2 separate regions of the Homo sapiens genome follow, and region 2 is linked to region 1. A link is a loop called in an ENCODE intact Hi-C map of the cell type or tissue named here. Cell type or tissue: Caco-2. All regions are shown on one strand. Links, peaks and the distances in the headings refer to the core of each region. The heading gives the core; the rest is flanking DNA. Region 1 has its middle 960 kb from the start of LINC02903. Region 2 has its middle 890 kb from the start of LRRN3.

Region 1 (9,192 bases), core at 785-8,784:
GGCTAAACCTTATACTTTATAACATTTCATTCCTATGATAACTTTTACTGTGTATAACACACACACACACACACACACACACACACAGAGAGAGAGAGAGAGAGAGAGAGAAACAAATTATGATCTCTAAATGTATTTTTCTATTTTCTCACCCAAACACATTTTTAATTTCAGGGAAAGAGCTACAGCTTTCTCTCTAAATTAAAACATACAAAATGTAAAAAGCAGAAGAAGTACATAGTGACGAAGAGATAATGATTACTTTCCCAGCATGCTCTGTGTCACTTTCTGACATCCTTTAGATGACAACAAATTTGTAGAGAAGTAATTGAGATTATATTGGAATATTTGGGTATTCTTGATAAACTGTTTCTCAATGACACTACCCACTTATAATTGAACACACAAATTTACAATTTATTTTTTTCCAGAATTGTTTAATATAAATGAAAATAAACTAAGACCCAAACTGATAATAAACTGATAGACTGACGTTTGTCTCTTCAGGACCCTCATATATTTCTAAAGAAAAATATGATGTAATAGGATTTTATAGTTTTAGTAATCAAAGACATCTTTTGGATAAGACTACAACACCAACAAGAACATTTTTATGAAATAATGAAAACTCTTATATTAAGAAGTTTATACACTTTATTTGGTCAATTTGAATATTTTAACCCATCTATCAATCCATCCATTTATCCATGTACATTATCTTTTCAAAGTTAGTATGTTTATGCCCTTGATGGAACATATAATTCTGCTCTTTTTTCTGTTGGAATAGTAAGGCTGTAATATATAGAATGTTTTCTCAGTGATTTACAAAGACATAATCAATTGTGGATTTTTTTTATTGATACCTAAACTCTTGTATTCTTTTCAAAGGACTTTCTAATGTCAGCTCAAGCATTACAAGTTAGTAAGAAATTGCCTTCTCTTTTCTGTTAGAAATATCTAGCACATTATGTTTATGAAAGACATATTTTCATATATGAATAATTTTATTTATATTTATGCTAAGATCGTTAGGTTATTGAAAGGTAGTTCTTAAAATAAATTTATGTTTAATCATAAATTAAACATTAAACATATAAATAGTTTGTTCTTCTTTTTTGTTCTAACTTTCTTTCCAGTGCCTGTTTCAGTATCAAAATTTTCTATGCTTATGTTTCAAATGTTAGTACTACAAGAAAATAAGTATGGTAAACTTTTGTAAAATAGAAGAATCCATATATATTATGCAAGATCTTAATACAAATGATCAATAAAAGAAGAGCTGGTCTAGCTGACAAGCAGAGAGGGCACTCAGAATCTTGTCATTTCAGCCATCATCTGGCAGCTTTTTGGTCTCCATTCTCTGTCCCTGGGATACCTCAGAACTTACTAGGATTTCTCTAAGAACAGGCTGAAAATCACTGATATAGAGAAGTATCAAAACCATTTATATCAGAGGCAAAAAGATTGAAGTTCTTGATCAAACTCGACCACTGATTTGCTATGTGACTCTTAGCTTCTTTTAACTTCTGTTGGTCTCAGGTATTGAACAGCAGCATTCTCTCTTAATTCATGGGGCAAATAATGATTTATAGATCTTCACTTAAAGAAATGTATGCCTATAGATTGTATGTAAGTCAACTGAAAGTTAGAGCTACCTAACTACTGGATTACAATCAGAATTTTTGTTTTGAAAAAGTTAAAAAGATTATAGTGTCATTTTAACCCAGTACAGGTCAACTGAAACTTTATTACATGTTCACAATAATAATAATTGTTGTTATTATTCCTACTATTATAACTAAATGCAGACATCTAGATGTGTTATTTCATTTAATTTTTACCACAGGCCTGGATGAAGTCATATTTCCATTATATAAGTGAGGTAATTAAAGCTCAGAGAAGTTAAATAATTTGTCCATAGTTAGTTACAGTCATGGTTAGGATTTGAACGTAGGCTTGCTTGTCTCAACATTTGTTATTCTTAGTCAATTATTTTGCTCTCAGGAATGGTCAAGAATGATAAATTTTCTTAAGAAAATATTAAGAAAAATGTGTGCCTTAAATTTTACACAGTGATATGCAGTGAGTTCACTAGAAATTATACATATAAAATATAAAATATGAATGGAATTAAACATAAGGTGTTACCAAAAAAAAAAAAAAAGAGAGAGAGAGAAAACTTATACAGAAGGCATTTGTACTTAGGAGATTTGAGTTCTGGCCCTATTTAGCCATTGATTTTTTGTATCCTTTTAGATGTCACTTAACCTCACTGGGTCTTAATTTCTTCATTTATATAATAAATATTTTATTCTGAGGTATCTCCAAAGACCTTTCTAGTTATCAAATTATGAGATATCTAGAAATGCTGATTGGTTAATTTATATTAAAAAGTGAGAGAAAAATCCATGTAATGGCATTGCTTATTATCTAATGAAACATTTTAAAATAATTTTGATAAAGACCATTTTTAGAAGAATATTATGATTTACTTATAACTAAAATAGAAAATAAAAACACACTCATATAAAATCTTATTATCAATAATAATTGAACTATTTAATATCTGTCATCTTGAAATTATTATTAATAATACTTTTCACCTTGTAGCTATAAATACATTCCCATTTTAGCAGGTTAATGAAATTATCTTTGTAATACTATAGAAGCATTTATTTTAAGAATACCAGAAAGAACATCCTGAAAACCAAGAACTCAAAAAGGCTTTTTATCCCAAAGATATATTTTTAAAATGTATACCTATTCATCCACTTGTTTTCACAAATGGAGCTACAGAGAACTTTGAACATAATGATGTACAGCAGAGGCTTATTCCTAACATATTTAGAATTTTAGTTCAACCAAACATTGCTGTGGAAACTGAATTGAAATGCAAAATCTTACAATCCTAATTTCGAGCCACTTTCATTTTAACTTAATTTTAACATGTTTTGCAAAATGTTCCCGTATCAACTTAATAGTTACTATACCACCAAACATGGATTGTGATTATTTTATTTTCTAGATTGGCTGACAGGCTGAATAATCTTCTGCAGGGTAGTAAGTGTCAACTGCATCAAGCACATGGAGGTGGACTCACTACAGAAGGAAGGTTTTCCAAATAAAATTCCAAGTATTTTTTAATTCAGCCTGCTAAGACTTCCAGCCATTCATCGGGTCATAGAGTGTCTCCTTTAGGTTGTCGTTGTTTTTAGCCAGGTTTTGTGTAGTCAGCTTTTCAAGAAATGTAACTGCAGTTTAATCCCAGTTCTTGCAGTAAAAGTCACTTTCTTCTACCTCCCAATTAACACCTGCAGCTCAAAAACAGAGGATTTCTACTGACTCTAATATTGGAAAAGATTATATAGAGGGTTTAGGAGACATTCCCAAATACCTTATTTCTGATACAGCAGGAAGTATTTGTGGATAATATGACATTAAATTCCAACAGAGAGTAAACATAGATGCTGCAGGTTTGAAGTTATGTCCCACACTCACTAGTTGGCATTGGATCAGATTACATGACCTGGATCTTTGAATTTCCATCTGCAAAAAGAAGAATCCAGACATACTTTAAGCACGTAATAAACCCTGGGTATCTGAAACCAAATGTTGAAATTGGTTCTTTTGTCCTGGCTAAAGTGCTGAATGAACATTGTGCAAATACAAAGAAATTGATAGAGTGAATAGAACTGTAGACTGAAAACTCGTCTCAGATGGCATAATGACAGCTGGAGAAGTTTAGATAAGGAAAAATGAAATGTCAGGATTCTTGTCTTCGAGGTTTGTAGTCTGCTGGCATATGCTTCTGTTGAAGCTTTGGGAAACCCAGCCGTAATCCAATTGTTGAAAAGAGCTGGTTGAAAAAAATACATAATGTGCTTCTTATTATGATGTAGAAAAGGTTCCTATTTAAAACTAAGACAACAGAGAACCGTGAGGTTATATATATATATTCAGTTTTTCTAGTTTAAAAAATTGGAGAAAATAACTATCTACATAGTACTCAAAGCAAAAGGGAACTTATGAAAATGTATGCAAGGCTATTTTAATACTGGGGGGGAGTAACACTTAAAAAATTTCAAAACCCAAACACTTCTACCTATGCTATGTGAAAATCTCATTGTAATGCCACTTTATTGAAGTTTTTCAAAGACAGATATGGATGAGTGCTACTACACTGCCACCTGGTGATTAGGCAGGTAGGAGGGATTTCAGTAAAAATTCCTGACAAAGAAAAGATTAGGATTTGTTAATGAGTATTTAATAATACTGAATTTCTCTAATATATCCAAGTTTGTTAATAACATGAAGGTGCTTTGTATCAGGTCATATATTATTGAAAAGCATGTTCCTGGTAAATGTTAAATTGATTTCTATCAAAATGTGTGTGATCTCCATTTCATATCTACTTGCAGCTGTATCCTTCCTTGATTTATTTTAGTCTGGGTAAAGTAAATGAGTAAACTCTTTGCACAGGTTCAGGAGCTAGTGACTTGTCCTTGGAAATGGGAGAGGAAAAGAATGATATGACCTAAATTTATTCTATTTCAAATGGTGCATTTGGTGTTTGCAATCTTGACTTGTACTATCAAACTACTCATTCAATTTGGAGTTACTGATTTTATAGTCATCTTCTTCTTTTAAAAATGATTTTGCCTAGGGAAGAATGGCTTCAGCAATTTAAAGTTGGATGTCAAGGCAACAAATACAAATAAAAAAAGGAAACAAAAAGTGTGAGCATTCCATGAAGTTGCGTGTTTTCCTTCTGTTGTATTTTTACCCTGGTGGGGTTTGTTAACAATTTTAATGAGCAAATATAGGTGTTGAGACAACAAAGTTCTTAACTAACTCATTATTTGGATAGATTTATTTATCTAGTCACAGATAGGATGTTAAATTTAATATTTACTTTTATTTCCCAGTCTGTTTCTCTGCTCATACCTCTGAAGTGTAAGAGAATGTAAAGGGTTGGAACAAACCCCTGGGAGAATCTATGTGGCAGAGCCATGCTACAGAGATTCGGCTCTTCCTCAACTGAGCTAAAATAACTTCAGGAACTGCAAAATGGGAAGTGTTCTAGCCAGTGCTTTCATATACATAGCATATTCTTAGTGCTTGTGGTAAATTATGAGACAGTAGTTCACCACTAATGTGGATTTCCAGTTGAGTTAGATCATCTTCTTTTCAAACCACTATTCAAAATGTGAGATCATCTAAGCTTTTCAGTAGAAGATAAAATAATCATTTACTTATAACAGTCTTCAAGTATGCATGATCATAAAGTCTGCATTGCTGGTGAGATTCTATACAGTTATAAATGCAGACATGTGGAATCGATGTCTGATCCATACACCATTTTTAGTTTCACTATATTCGTAAGAGGATAGACAGATCTTTTTGGTTACTACAGAGGATGATGTCTTGCCAGCACGTCTATGTAGGCAAAAAGGCAATAAAATGCTAGGAGGTAAATAGTGAAAACAGTTTCTCTTGGAATGGATGTGAGATGTGGGGAGTTATAGTGCTGTACTCATATCCTGAAAAAAAAAATTCTATCCACTCAATTTTTATTTACTGACATTTTTATTTCCTGTGCTTTCCTATTAGTATGTTAGTTTATTAACTTGTCTAGGCTAACAGGTAAAAGTAGAAAGCTAATTAATTTGAGCTGAATTTTGTTCATTCTATTTCCGGAAGCAAAAAAAGAAAGATACAATAATATGGAAAAGCCTGAAGGAAGACTATTGGACAAAATATTTACAAAAAAAGAAACCTTTTCTTAAAATGGACAATCACATTTAAAATAATGTGGGCAGTTATATTCATTGCTCTTTTGAAGGATGATGAGAGATGGACTATTTATGCTCTCCTCAAACTGGGTCATGCTTTCTCCCAGTGTTTCTCCCTCAGGCTCACATTCACAATCTTCACCCAAGAGTGGAATTTTGGTTGACCAATTTTAGAAGCACTGAATAAGTGACAAAAAGGTTAGAAAGGAAGTAAAGAAGAAATCCTGCTATCTTCCTCTCTGCATTATAAACCGCCAGTGAAGTGCACAGCAGATAGTGAGCACTAATAAATCTTGGTTTGACTGAAATTTCTGAAAGGGCGATCTAAAAAAGCAGAGCTTCTCAGTTAGGAAATACGAAGGCTGAAAGCCATGTGATTCATTCCTATAAAATCACAAAGAGCAACTTGTGCACCAAATTTCAGAATCTCCCTTAAGCATGATGTCCACGGGCAAGAGTGCATTATAGCATACAAAGCACTTTAATATTCTTTATCTTACTTTCCTTTCTGACCAATTCTGGAAGACAGATAATATTCTTACTGTACATTGGGTGAAACAAGATCTTGAGAGATCTCACAACTCAAATTGAAATCAGCCATTTTTCAGACTCTTTGCAACTGCCTAAGTAGAGATTTTTTAAGACAAATAATAGAAGCCCTACTTTACACACCATAATTTGAACTTCTTACTCTGAGAAATCATTCAGGTACAAGAAAGAATTAATTCAACAGGGCTTTAGAGATTATAGAGCTTTAGAATATTTGGGATTATTAGGGTTGTTCAGTTAAAAATTCCTACTTTGAGATTTAAAACATGGGTAGCAATTCCCACATTAAATCATACCTTTTGATAGCACTGACAGTGCACAATGTTGTACATCTACTCTCTATATTGTATGTCCCATAAATACAATGATAACTATTTCAAGTCATGAAAAATTTACATTATCTGCATTTTGAAAAATGAATCTGATTTTAACTAGTAGAAACCATAACTATAACACAAAAACATCTTAGAACATAATTATTCAATAAATGTTTACAATATTTTGAAAATGTTAAAGAATAATATTGATTCTTCTGTAATGAAAAAGCTGCAGATAGTTGAATAAAGAATATCAAATAAACATTTGATAAGTTTTATAATTAATCTTTTAGATATTGAGTTCTGGGGATTATTTTTTTCTAAACACATTGTCATCATATTTGTCAAACTTGTCCTGGACCCTAAGAATAGTAATTTAATTTCTAATTTTGCTCAGAATATATGTACTTTAAATTATTTAAACAAGACTATGTAAACAAGATTTTGAATAGAGAATAAATAAAGGTAAATTATTATAGGGAAGAACCCACATTGTTCTTCCATTTCTTTTTCAGCTGCTTTTAATTGGTAGACTTTGTTGAGTGTGTCACCATCAACCACACACAAAAAATGGAAACATGTATGAATGACTCTTAAAGAATTAATAGATTCAAGCCTGCTGATTCCTTGTCAACAGGTAAGCTATTTTCCTGACTTAAGTTTTGCACCCTTGTAGCATATATAATAAAAAGGAGGAAAGAAACTCAGTCAGAATAAGAACTGGGGTACTTTGTAAACTCCTCTTATAGATGTTCATTCGTTAAATCTTACAGAAGAAACCAGAAGATTTCACATGATTGAAACAACATTGTGGTAAGTTGTGTAAGCATTTGTATTATATGTGCTTTTCCTTTTATATATATAAATAAAGTAAAAAAGGAATATTAATTTCTTCTTTAAATGGGCACATTTTCATTAACATTTCAGAAACACTTTAAAGTCTTTAAAGTATGATTGCTAAATATCAAAGCTTGAGATAATAAATAAAGTAGAATGATAGAACAAAACATAAACTAGGATGAGTTCTTCCTTATATTTCTTTTCATATGTCTGTCACCTATAAAAATGTAACCTAGAACATTAATGATTTTGTGTGTCTTATTTCTCTCTGTCTCTCTCTTTGTCAAACTAGGTAAAGTTTTGTCAATATTATTGATCTTTTTAAAGAAACATCTTTTGGTTTCATTGATTCTATTGTTTTTCTATTCTTTTTCATTTATCTTCACTCTATTCTTTACTATTTCCTTCCTTCTGGTAGTTTTAATTTGCTTGTCTTTTACTAATTCCTTAAGAAGTAAAGCTAGGCTATTTGGTAGAAATATTTTATCTTTTTTAATGTATGCATTTACTGCTATACATTTCCTTGTGAGCACTATGTTCACTGGATCATCTAAGTTTTGGTATGTTATTATTTTTATTCTCTAAATATTTTCAAATTTCGTTTGTGATTTCCTTTTTGACCCTTTAGTTTTTTTTTAAACACCCTTTTATTAATCAATTGTAAGTAATACAAATATTCCAAAAATATAAACAGACACTTAATGGCGTCCTGCATTTCAAGTTTTTGAATACAACAAATTTATCAAACTATGAATCTGTAAGCAAGGTAGTCAGAATCCCATAGCCCAGTCACAGTGGGAAGCAGATCCCCTACCCTCCAAATGGCCTCTTGAAGGGGGAAAGCGGCACAAAATGGAACATGATAAGCAAAAAAGCTCACAAGGCCCAAAGAGGAGGGTCCGCTCCAGGGGCAGGCCCTACAATGTTAAAAGAATGGGGCGGCTGGCCCGACCTCTGGCCTCCTCTTCCCTGGCTGACTGTAGATATTTACCGACATTTAGAAAAAAGGAGAAAAAGACGGAACAAAACCCCTGTTTAGGAAAAAGGGACCGAGGGACAGCAGTGGTTAAGTAATCCACTGAAGACCTGAAGGGGAAAATGGACTTACCTTTCTCATATACTTGGTCTGGCTAGGACACTGGGTGCCAGACAGCCTTCTGAGGGGATTTTCTTTCTAAATGAGGCCTCAGGAACAGGTAGGGGCAGCAGAGTAGAATAGCATCCATTTCCCAGGGAAAGACTGCCTTTACATTTCCCATGCTTTTATCACGAAGCAGCATCTGGACCACTGTTACCAGAGGTGAGTTTATACATTTACAAAATGCTTAAAATCTTTGGGAGGCAGGAGAAAGCTAAACAGAAGGTCCCAGGTTAACTGAAGGCAAATTCACTCAACCTCTCTAGTAAGGGACCCATGGGCCTACAGAGTGTCCCCTCTACAATGTGCAGAGTGGAAACCCTTACCTGACCCTTTTCCAAACTGGTTCTGTGTCCAAAGCTCCCCCTATGAGAGGGACACGAACATCAGGGTTTGATTTAGAAGCCCAATCAGAGAGACACACTGTGTCCCTGAAGAGGCACCTTAAAAGAACAGAACCTGGCAGGTAGGCAGATTCCTGGCATGGCTTGAATTCGTGCTGACCAGGCATGGTGGCCTATTGCCTCCCAAAGACCAGTCTCAAGTGGGAGGGGCT
Region 2 (9,192 bases), core at 877-8,876, 360 kb before region 1:
GCATTTCCTTTGCCCAAGATTTTGTTCTTAAATGAGAATCTTTGTTGTGTTTTAGAATTGGTTCATACGATGACCCCCTGATACCATAGTGAAATAATTGTGCCTTGTGGCCATAATCTTTTGTTGTTTATATCCCTCTTTTATGTGCAGTTGGAGGCATTAGAATTCTGTCTTAGCTTCACTTTTCTTCCCTTTCCCAGATTCATGAGAAAAAATTGTCCATGGTCTTAAAGACTGGTTGTCCATGGTCTTAAAGACTGGTTGTCCATGGTCTTAAAGACTGGTTGTCCATGGTCTTAAACACTGGTTGTCCATGGTCTTAAAGACTGGTACAGTTGTAATGGATTATGGGATAAAATAACTGTGCCTCATAGGATGTGTAGGAATGGCATGCATTTTTTTTTGGTTTTCAATATTTTTCCAGCCAAGTTTTATGTGTTTTTTAAGGGACATAGTGTCTATTTGCAATATTAGAAAAAAATTAAATGATTTCAACTATTAATATGTATCTTTTGATGACGATGTTTCATTAATATTAAAGGGTCCTTAGAAACCTAAAAATGCATTTAACACGAGAGAACCTATTTTATTTTATTATTATTTGACAAACTAATATCCATATTTAACCCTTACCTATCAAACACATAAAAGTAATATACTTGATATAAAATATTTTATTACTTCTAAAAACTGTATACCTTAGTATAGATAGTTTTTATATTTTCAGATTACAATTTTGCATTCATCAGATTGGTTCATTGAAAGAACCTGGAAGATACACCACACTGCATTGTGAAAGAGGCATTGAAGAGATGATTTGTAGTTTGGCAAGAATATCATATCAGAGTTTTGATACAGAATCCTAGGAACAACAGCGATCAATTTCATTCAACATTATGAGATTTCTTACTCACTGATGAAGTAGATATGACAGAATAATGGCTAATGTTAGATGCCTATCACACACACACAGATTCCCCAGCCATAATTCTGTTTCCGAAAGAACCCACTGTATCTTCCTGACTTAATGGATGGTTCTTTCTGTGCCTTGTAGTTCATTCAGTTTAATACATATGTCTTGCTAAGGATAAAATTTTTTTTCTTTAAGATTTTGTTGTGATTTCACATGCATTTAATTCTATTATTTAAAAACAATATGGATTTCATATTTTTGGCAAAGTCAAAAATGAAATGTGTGGTTCAATGTAGTTTCCCCATACCTATTATATTCTGATTGGTATAAAGGTCAATCTGATTCTAATATAAATCCTCTGAGAAATTGCATTATAGCAATTCAAGTGAGTAGATACAGATTTTCTACGGCTTATTTAGGTACTTCAGTTTCAAATATTATCAAGTAGATAGTGTCATCCATTTATTTTCTTTTACACTAAAAAAATGCCTACATGAGTTTTATGGGTTTTTTTTTCCTTATAGCATACATTTACCTCCCTTATATATTACACTTATTTTTGCCAGACATATTTTTGATGGACTTCTTTGTGTATATAAACACATGTAATGTTATTTTATTATGTATTTTTAACCAAGCATAACAGAAAACCAAGTTGGATAAGTTTATATCTAGGGAAAATGACATTTCCATGTTGTCCATTATAAAACACATATTGATGACCTTTGGGTAATTTGGATAAGTCACTTTCATAAAAATCACATTATTCTAATTCTGTTAGTCTAGAGGAGAAAATAGAAGTTGTGTAGAAGTTTGTGTGTGTGGGAGAGAGAGCGAGAGAGAGATTAGATGATCTTTAAGACCCTTCCAAATGCTAAAATTGCAGAATTTCATGATACTATAGTTTTCAAATACTCAAGTCTTTCCAGTGTTGGACTAAGTCATCTTCCCGTGGGGTCCATATGCAGGTGATCAGTCATAGAAAAGCCTCCTTTTAGACATTGTGAGCATTCTTAGAATCAGAGGCCAGGCCAGAAACTGAGGTTTATTTTATACTTTAACCTGTCTCTTTTCTTTTTCTTTCTTTCTTTCTTTCTTTTTTTTTTTTTTTTTTTTGACAAGAGTTTTGCTATTGTTGTCCAGGCTGGATCTTGGCCCGATCTTGGCTCATGGCAATCTCTGCCTCCCAGGTTCAAGCAATTCTCTTGTCTCAGCCTCCTGAGTAGCTGGGATTACAGGTGTGCTCCAGTACGCCTGGCTGATTTTTGTGTTTTAAGTAGACACAGGGTTTCACCATGTTGGCCAGGCTAGTCTCAAACTCCTGACCTCAGATGATCTACCTACCTCCACCTCCCAAAGTGCTGGGATTACAGGCATGAGCCACCACTCCCAGCCTATCCTGTTTCTTATAAAGTTTCTATCTTAGAAAAGTGGCATAGAGTGAAGACTTGATAACTTTGTATCTAGGGAAAAAATGACATTTCCATGTTGTCCAGTATAAAACACATATTATTATTGTTATATTCTGATGGGCCAAAAAGACATATATGTTTAAGTTCAGATTCATAGGCACAAGGTATTTATTATGTTTCAAACTCCCAAAGGATTTCATGCAATTTGAGAAATACTACCATGAATAAAGGACAAGAGGAATTCTGGAGAAAGGGTGGTGCAAATGCATACCCTTATCTCCCTCCAATATGAATTTTGATCTGTCCACCAGCACAGCTATCAATGCTAGCAGGCAGGTGGGGAATGGCAGATATGTGGGAACAATTGGCTTTTTGGTTTTGATAAGGGATAGGACTAGAGCTCAGGACTCAGTTCTCTTCTAGGCCTAACTAAATCTGGGAATGAAGCTCTGAGGCAAACTTCAGAACTCTGTGGGTCTTGGGGCCTGTGTAGATTCACTGACCCATAAGAGTTAGGGTAGCTCTATCTTGCATAAGTGGTCATGGGAGGAAGACCTGCTAGTCTCCTTAGACCCCAAGGATTTACACAGTAGAGAAACAGTTGGCTTTAACCCATCTTTACTCTGAGACATGCAGACCACTGATTTGCAGCTGAAGAAAGAGAAAAGAGGCTTCTTCCTGGTTTCAGAGAATGACGATTTATGAGCTGTCAGTTTGCCAGCTTCCAGAGGCAGAGAGTAGGAAGTCAAACAAGGAGAAAAAGGAAAGGAAGCAGATTAAGAAGTTTTGTTATTTTTGTCTCCTTAGCTTGCAGATAAGAGGAATACTAAATATACCCAATATCTACAAGGTAAAGCATTGCAGCAGCTTGACCTCAGGGTGACTGGAACCATGTGTATACAAAGAAAAAAAAGCCCACAGAAGAGTTGGCTTTTGTTAAAATGGAAAATATGGAGGAGAAATGAGGAACTTTAACAGAAAATAATTGGACACATAAAGGCATAAGATGGCATAAAAGACTACCTTAGATAAGACTACCTTAGATTCTGAAATACTTATGTGTGACAGGATATAAGGTCTGGGATGTTTTGGAAGATAATCCAATTGGCTTAGAAGGTAGTAGGTTGACACAAAAATGACATCAAATTGGCCATTTGCTGGTAGTTGCTGAAGACAGGTAATGAATGGTACATGGAAAAGGGTGTGTTATTAGGATTCTTTTAATTTATGTACAACTTTGGAATTTTCCATGACAATACATTTATAAATTATCTTGAAAGATGAGGATAGAATAATTACTATTCAGGATCAGTATAATGGCCTGTAAGATCTAACGGAAGAAACAGCCAAGATTTCAGAGCAAAAATACAAAGTCACTGAAATTATAAAGAAAAAGATTAGAGACTTAAGAAAGTGTTAGATAATAGAAATTTAGAAGAAGAATAATCAATAAATGGAGTACTATAATAATTGAAGAAATGAAAAAGGCAGTTTTCTCTGGTTTGCAGAATTATTTTAGTTTGTTAATTGAAAGGGTTTACTAAGTTCCAGGAAGGACTGATGGAAAAAGACACATTTAGGCAAATCGTCCTGAAGTTTCTGATTCAAAAAAAAAAGAGAAAATTTTTATGAGTTCTCAAACAAAAAGTTACACACAAAGAAAAAAATGTAAACTTTCATGGGATTTCTTCTCTTTAATGCTAGAAGAGAAAAGCACAGTGTAAAAACATCTGCTAACTACTGAAAGAAAAGCACTGCAACGCAAGCATCCGTCCCGCACATGGATGAGATAACATTCACCTATCAGGGTAAGAAGATGTAAGAACTGAGAGGGTTGGAGCAAGATGGCCAAACAGAAGTCTCCACTCAACATAACCCCTACAGCAACACCAAATTTAACAAGTCTCTACACATAAAAAGCACCTTCATAAGGACCAAAGAATCGGGTGAGCATGACAGTAGGCAGTTTTAACTTCATATTGCTGAATGATTCACTGAAGAGGGTAGGAAAGACAGTCTTAAATTGCAGATGTCACCCCTCCCCTGTCCCCTCAGGGGTTGCCTGGTATGGAGACAGTCCGTGCACTTGCGGGAGGGAAAGTGAAGAGATTGTGAGACTTTGTGTAGAAACTCAGTGCTGTCCTGCCACTGTGGAAAGCAAAATCAGGCCGAACTCAGCTGACATCCACCCATAGAGGGAGTGCTTATATCAGCCTTAGCCAGCAGGGAATTGCCCATCCTACTGGTCAGAGCTTGAGATTCTCCAAGGCTTGCCACAGAGGCCTACGTGCTTTGGGGTTCTAAATAAACTTGAAAGGTAGTCTAGGCCACAAGGGCTGCAACTCCTAGGCAAGTCCCAGTGCTGTGATGAGCTTAGAGCTACTGGACTTGGGGGACACAACAACCTAGTGAGACATTGGCTGAGTAGGGAAGGCAGTGCTTGTGCCACTGCTCTCCAACCCCAGGAAACATAGCTCACAGCAAGGAAAATGCCTCCTGCCTTCTCCTTGAGAGAAGAGGGAAGAATAAATAGGGCTTGTCTCGCAGCTTGGATACCAGTTCAGCCACAGTAGGACTGGTCACTGGGCAGTCATGACGCTAACCATTCCAGGCTCTAGCTCTTAAATGACATTTCTAGACACACCCTGGGCCAGAAGGGAACTCACTGCCTTGAATAAAAGGACCCATTCCTGTCAGGATGCATCACCTTCTGACTAAAGCATCCTTGGGCTCCGAATAAACAGCAGTGATACCCAGATACTACATTAAGGATTTTGGGTGAGACTCTGAGACTTGCTGGCTTTAGGTGAGACTCATCACATTCCTAGTTGTGGTGGCTACAAAGCAAGACCCCTTCCACTTGAGAAAAGCAGAGGGGAAAGTAAAGGGGACTTTGTTTTGCACCTCAGCCATAGAGAGGTAGAGCACCAAGTGAGCTCTTAGGTTCCCTGATTCGAGGCTTTAGCTCTTGGATGGCATTTCTGAACCTGCCTTGGGCCTGAGGGGAGCCTACTGCACTGAAGGGTGAGTCTCAGGCCTGACAGCATTCACCACAAGCTGACTGAAGAGCCCTTGGGTCTTAAGTGAACAGTGGCAGTAGCTGTGCAGCACTCCCCATGGGTCTGTGGTAGGAGTAAAATGGGGTGAGTCTCCTCTGTGGAAAGGGGAGGAAAGAGTGGGAAGGATTTTGTCTTTTGGTTGGAGTGCCAGGTTAGCCACAGTAGTATGGAGTACCAAGTAGATTTTTATGTGTTTTGACTCTAGTCTCTGGCTCCCAGACCGCACTTCTGGACCCAGGGCCTAGGGAAATGCACCATCCTGAAGGGAAGAACACAAGCATGGCTGGCTTTGCCACCTTCTGATTGTAGAGCGCTAGGACCTTGAGTGAACATAGGTGGTAGCCACAAAGTTATTACAGTGGGCCTTAAGTGAGACCCAGTGCTATGTTTCATGTCTAAGGCAGTGCAGTTCCAGTGCTGGTGGCCACAGGGGTGCTTGGATCACTGCAAAGAGAGAAACTCCATTCATTGGGGAAAAGTAAGAGAACTGAAATCTCTGCCTGGTAATCCAAGGACTTATTCTGGATCTTATCTAAGACCACTAAAGCAGTATATCTTTTAGTCTGCAAGAACCACAGCATTACTAGGCTTGGGGTACCCCCTTAAGAAGATACAACTTAGATCACAAAACTCAAGTTCCTTCAAATACCTAGAAAGTCTTCTCATTAAGGATGGGTACAAACCAGCCCAGGTTGTAAGGACTAAAATAAATACCTGCTCTTTAATGCCCAGGCACTGACAAACATCCACAAACATCAAGACCATCCAGGAAAATATGACCTCTCTAAATGAAATAAATAAGGAATCAGGAAACAATCCTGGAGAAACAGAAATATGTGTGCTTTTAGACAAGAATTCAAAATAGCTGTGTTGAGCAAACTCAAGATAACACAGAGAAGAAATTCAGAATTCTGTTAGATAAATTTAACAAGGAGATTGAAATAATGAAGAATCAAGCAGAAATTCTGGCATTTAAAAATGCAATTGACATATGTAAGAATGGATGAGAGTCTCTTAATTCAGAATTTATCAAGCAGAAAGAATTAGTGAGCTTGAAGACAAACTATTTGAAAATACAGTCAGAGAACACAAAGAAATAGAAAAGAATGAAGCACACCTACGAGATCTAGGAAATCGCCTCAAAAGGACAAATCTAAGAGCAATTGGTTTAAAGTGGAAATAGAGAAAAAGATAAGGGGAGAAATCTCATTCAAAGGGATAATCACAGAGGACTTCCCAAACCTGAGGAAATATATTGATATTCAAGTAGAAAAGGTTATAGAACACCAAACAGATTTAACCCACAAAAGACTACATCAAAGCATTTAATTATCAAACTTTCAAAGATCAATGAAAAATAAATGCTTCTAAAAGTGGCAAGAGAAAAGCAACCAATATCATACAATAGAGCTATAGTACGTCTGGCAGCAGACTTTGCAGTGGAAATCTTACAGGCTAGGTGAGAGTGGCATGACATGTTTAAAGTACTGAAGGAAAAAACTTTTACCCTAGAAGAGTATATCCAGTGAAAATATCATTTAAACATGAAGGAGAAATAAAGACTTTCCAGAGAAACAAAAGCTAAGAAATTTCCTCAACCAGATCTGTCCTACGAGAAATGCTTTAAAGGAAGTTCTTCAGTCACAAAGAAGAGGACATTAATGAGCAATAAATCAGCTGAAGATACAAAACTCACTGGTAATAGTAAGTACACAGAAAAACACAGAACATTATAACACTGTAATTGTGGTGTGTAAACTACTTTTATTATAAGTAGAAACACTAAAAGATTAACTGATGATAATAGATACAGCTTTTCAAGACATACACAGAACAAGATATAAACAGAAATGATAAAATGTTAAAAAGGGGACAAAGCTAAAGTGTTGAGTTTCTATTACTTTTTTCTTGTTTCTTTGTTTATGCAATCAGTGTCAAATCATCATGAGTTTAAAATAGTGGGCTAAAAGATAGCATTTGCAAGTCTCATGGTAACCTCAAATCAAAAAATGTACAATGGATACACAAAATATAAAAAGCAAGAAATTATACCACCAGAGAAAATTACCATCACTAAAAAAACAAAAAACAAAAGACAGGAAAAAGGAAAGCAGGAAGAGAAGACCACAAACCTACCAGAAAACGATAAACAAAATAACAGGAATAAGTACTTACTTATCAATAATAACATGAAATGCAAATTGACTAAAATCTTCAATAAAAAGAGTAGCTGAATGGATTAAAAAACCACACCTAATGATCTGTTGCCTACAAGAAGCATACTTCATGTATAAAGACACACATAGACTGAAAATAATGGCATGGAAAAAGATATATCATGGTAGTGGGAACTAAAAAAAAAAAAAAAGCAGGATTCACTATACTTATATCAAACAAAATAGATTTCAAGACAAAAACTATAATTAGAGACAAAGAAGATCACTATATAATGATAAAGGAATCAATTCAGCAAGAAGATATAATAATTTTAAATATATTTATGCATCCAACACTGGAGCACACTGATATATAAAGCAAATATTATTAAAGAGAGAGATAGACTACAGTACAATAGTAGCTAGAGACTTCAGCACTTCATTTTCACCATTGGACAGATCTTCCAGAGAGAAAATGAACAAAGAAACATCAGACTTAATCTGCGCTGTAGACCAAATGCACCTAATAGATAGTTACAGAACATTTTTTCCGATAGCTTCAGAATACATATTCTTCTCCTTAGCACATGGATCATTCTCAAGCATAGACCATATGTTAAAGCAAAAAACAAGCCTTAAAAGGTCCCCAAAATTGATGTAATATCAAGCGCCTTCTCTGACCACAATGGAATAAAACTACAAATTAATAAGAAGAGGAATTTTGGAAACTATACAAATACATTGAAGTTAAACAATATGCTCCTGAATGAATAGTGAGTGAATGGAGAAATTAAGAAGTAAATTGAAAAATTTCTTGAAACAAATAATAATGGAAACACAACATATCAAAACCTATGAGATACAGTGAATGCAGTACTAAGAGGGAAGTTTATAGGTATAAGGGGCTACATCAAAGAAGAAGAAAATTTTGAAATAAATAACTTAAGGATGCCTCTTAAAGAACTAGAAAACAAGAGCAAACCAAACCCAAAATTAGTAGAAGAAAGGAAATAATAAATATTAGAGCAAAATTAGATGAAACTGAAAAGAAAACAATACAAAAGATCCACAAAATGAAAGTTGGTTTTTAGAAAAGATAGACAAAATTGACAACATTTAGCCAGACTAAGAAAAAAAAAAGAGAAGACCCAAATCAATAAAATCAGATATGAAAAAGGAGACATCAAAACTGATACCACAGAAATTCACATGATCAGTACTGGCTTTTATGAGCAACTATATGCCCATAAATTGGAAAATCTAGAAGAAATGAATGAATTCATAGACACGTAAAACCTACCATTATTGAACCGTGAAGAACTCCAAAACCTGGATAGACTAAAAACAAGCACCAAAATTGAAGCCATAATTAAAAGCCTCCAAGAAAGAAAAGCCTGGAACCCAATGGCTTCACTGCTAAATTCTATGAAACATTTGAAGAAAAACTAATATCAAATACTACTCAAACTATTCCAAAAAATAGAGGAGGAAGGAATACTTCCAAATGCATTCTACAAATCCAGTGTTATCTCGATACCAAAGCCAGAGAATGACACATTAAAAAAAAGAAAACTCCAGGCAAAAATCCCTGATTGTTATTGATGGAAAAATTCTCAACAAAATACTAGCAAGCCAAATTCACAGCAAAATGA

The links. Hi-C counts contacts between places; a loop is a spot of excess contacts. Peaks named below come from ENCODE experiments on the same cell type or tissue, not always from the same donor. Only the 100,000 strongest peaks of a DNase experiment are listed, where the experiment ranks them.
Region 2: a loop joins it to region 1, with 14 times the contacts of the local background. A loop is called at or near these places in 5 of 110 quality-filtered maps.

What each region holds. Positions count from the first base shown.
Region 1 is chr7:109,839,552-109,848,743 of GRCh38, reverse strand. It overlaps the pseudogene LOC100128056. Among named protein-coding and RNA genes, the nearest start is that of LINC02903, 960 kb to the right of the region's middle. In Caco-2, for the core only: a CTCF peak has its summit at 4,180 (motif pointing left); no DNase peak of the experiment used is centred there.
Region 2 is chr7:110,200,064-110,209,255 of GRCh38, reverse strand. No RefSeq gene overlaps it. Among named protein-coding and RNA genes, the nearest start is that of LRRN3, 890 kb to the left of the region's middle. In Caco-2, for the core only: no CTCF peak of the experiment used is centred there; a DNase peak (open chromatin) is centred at 4,515.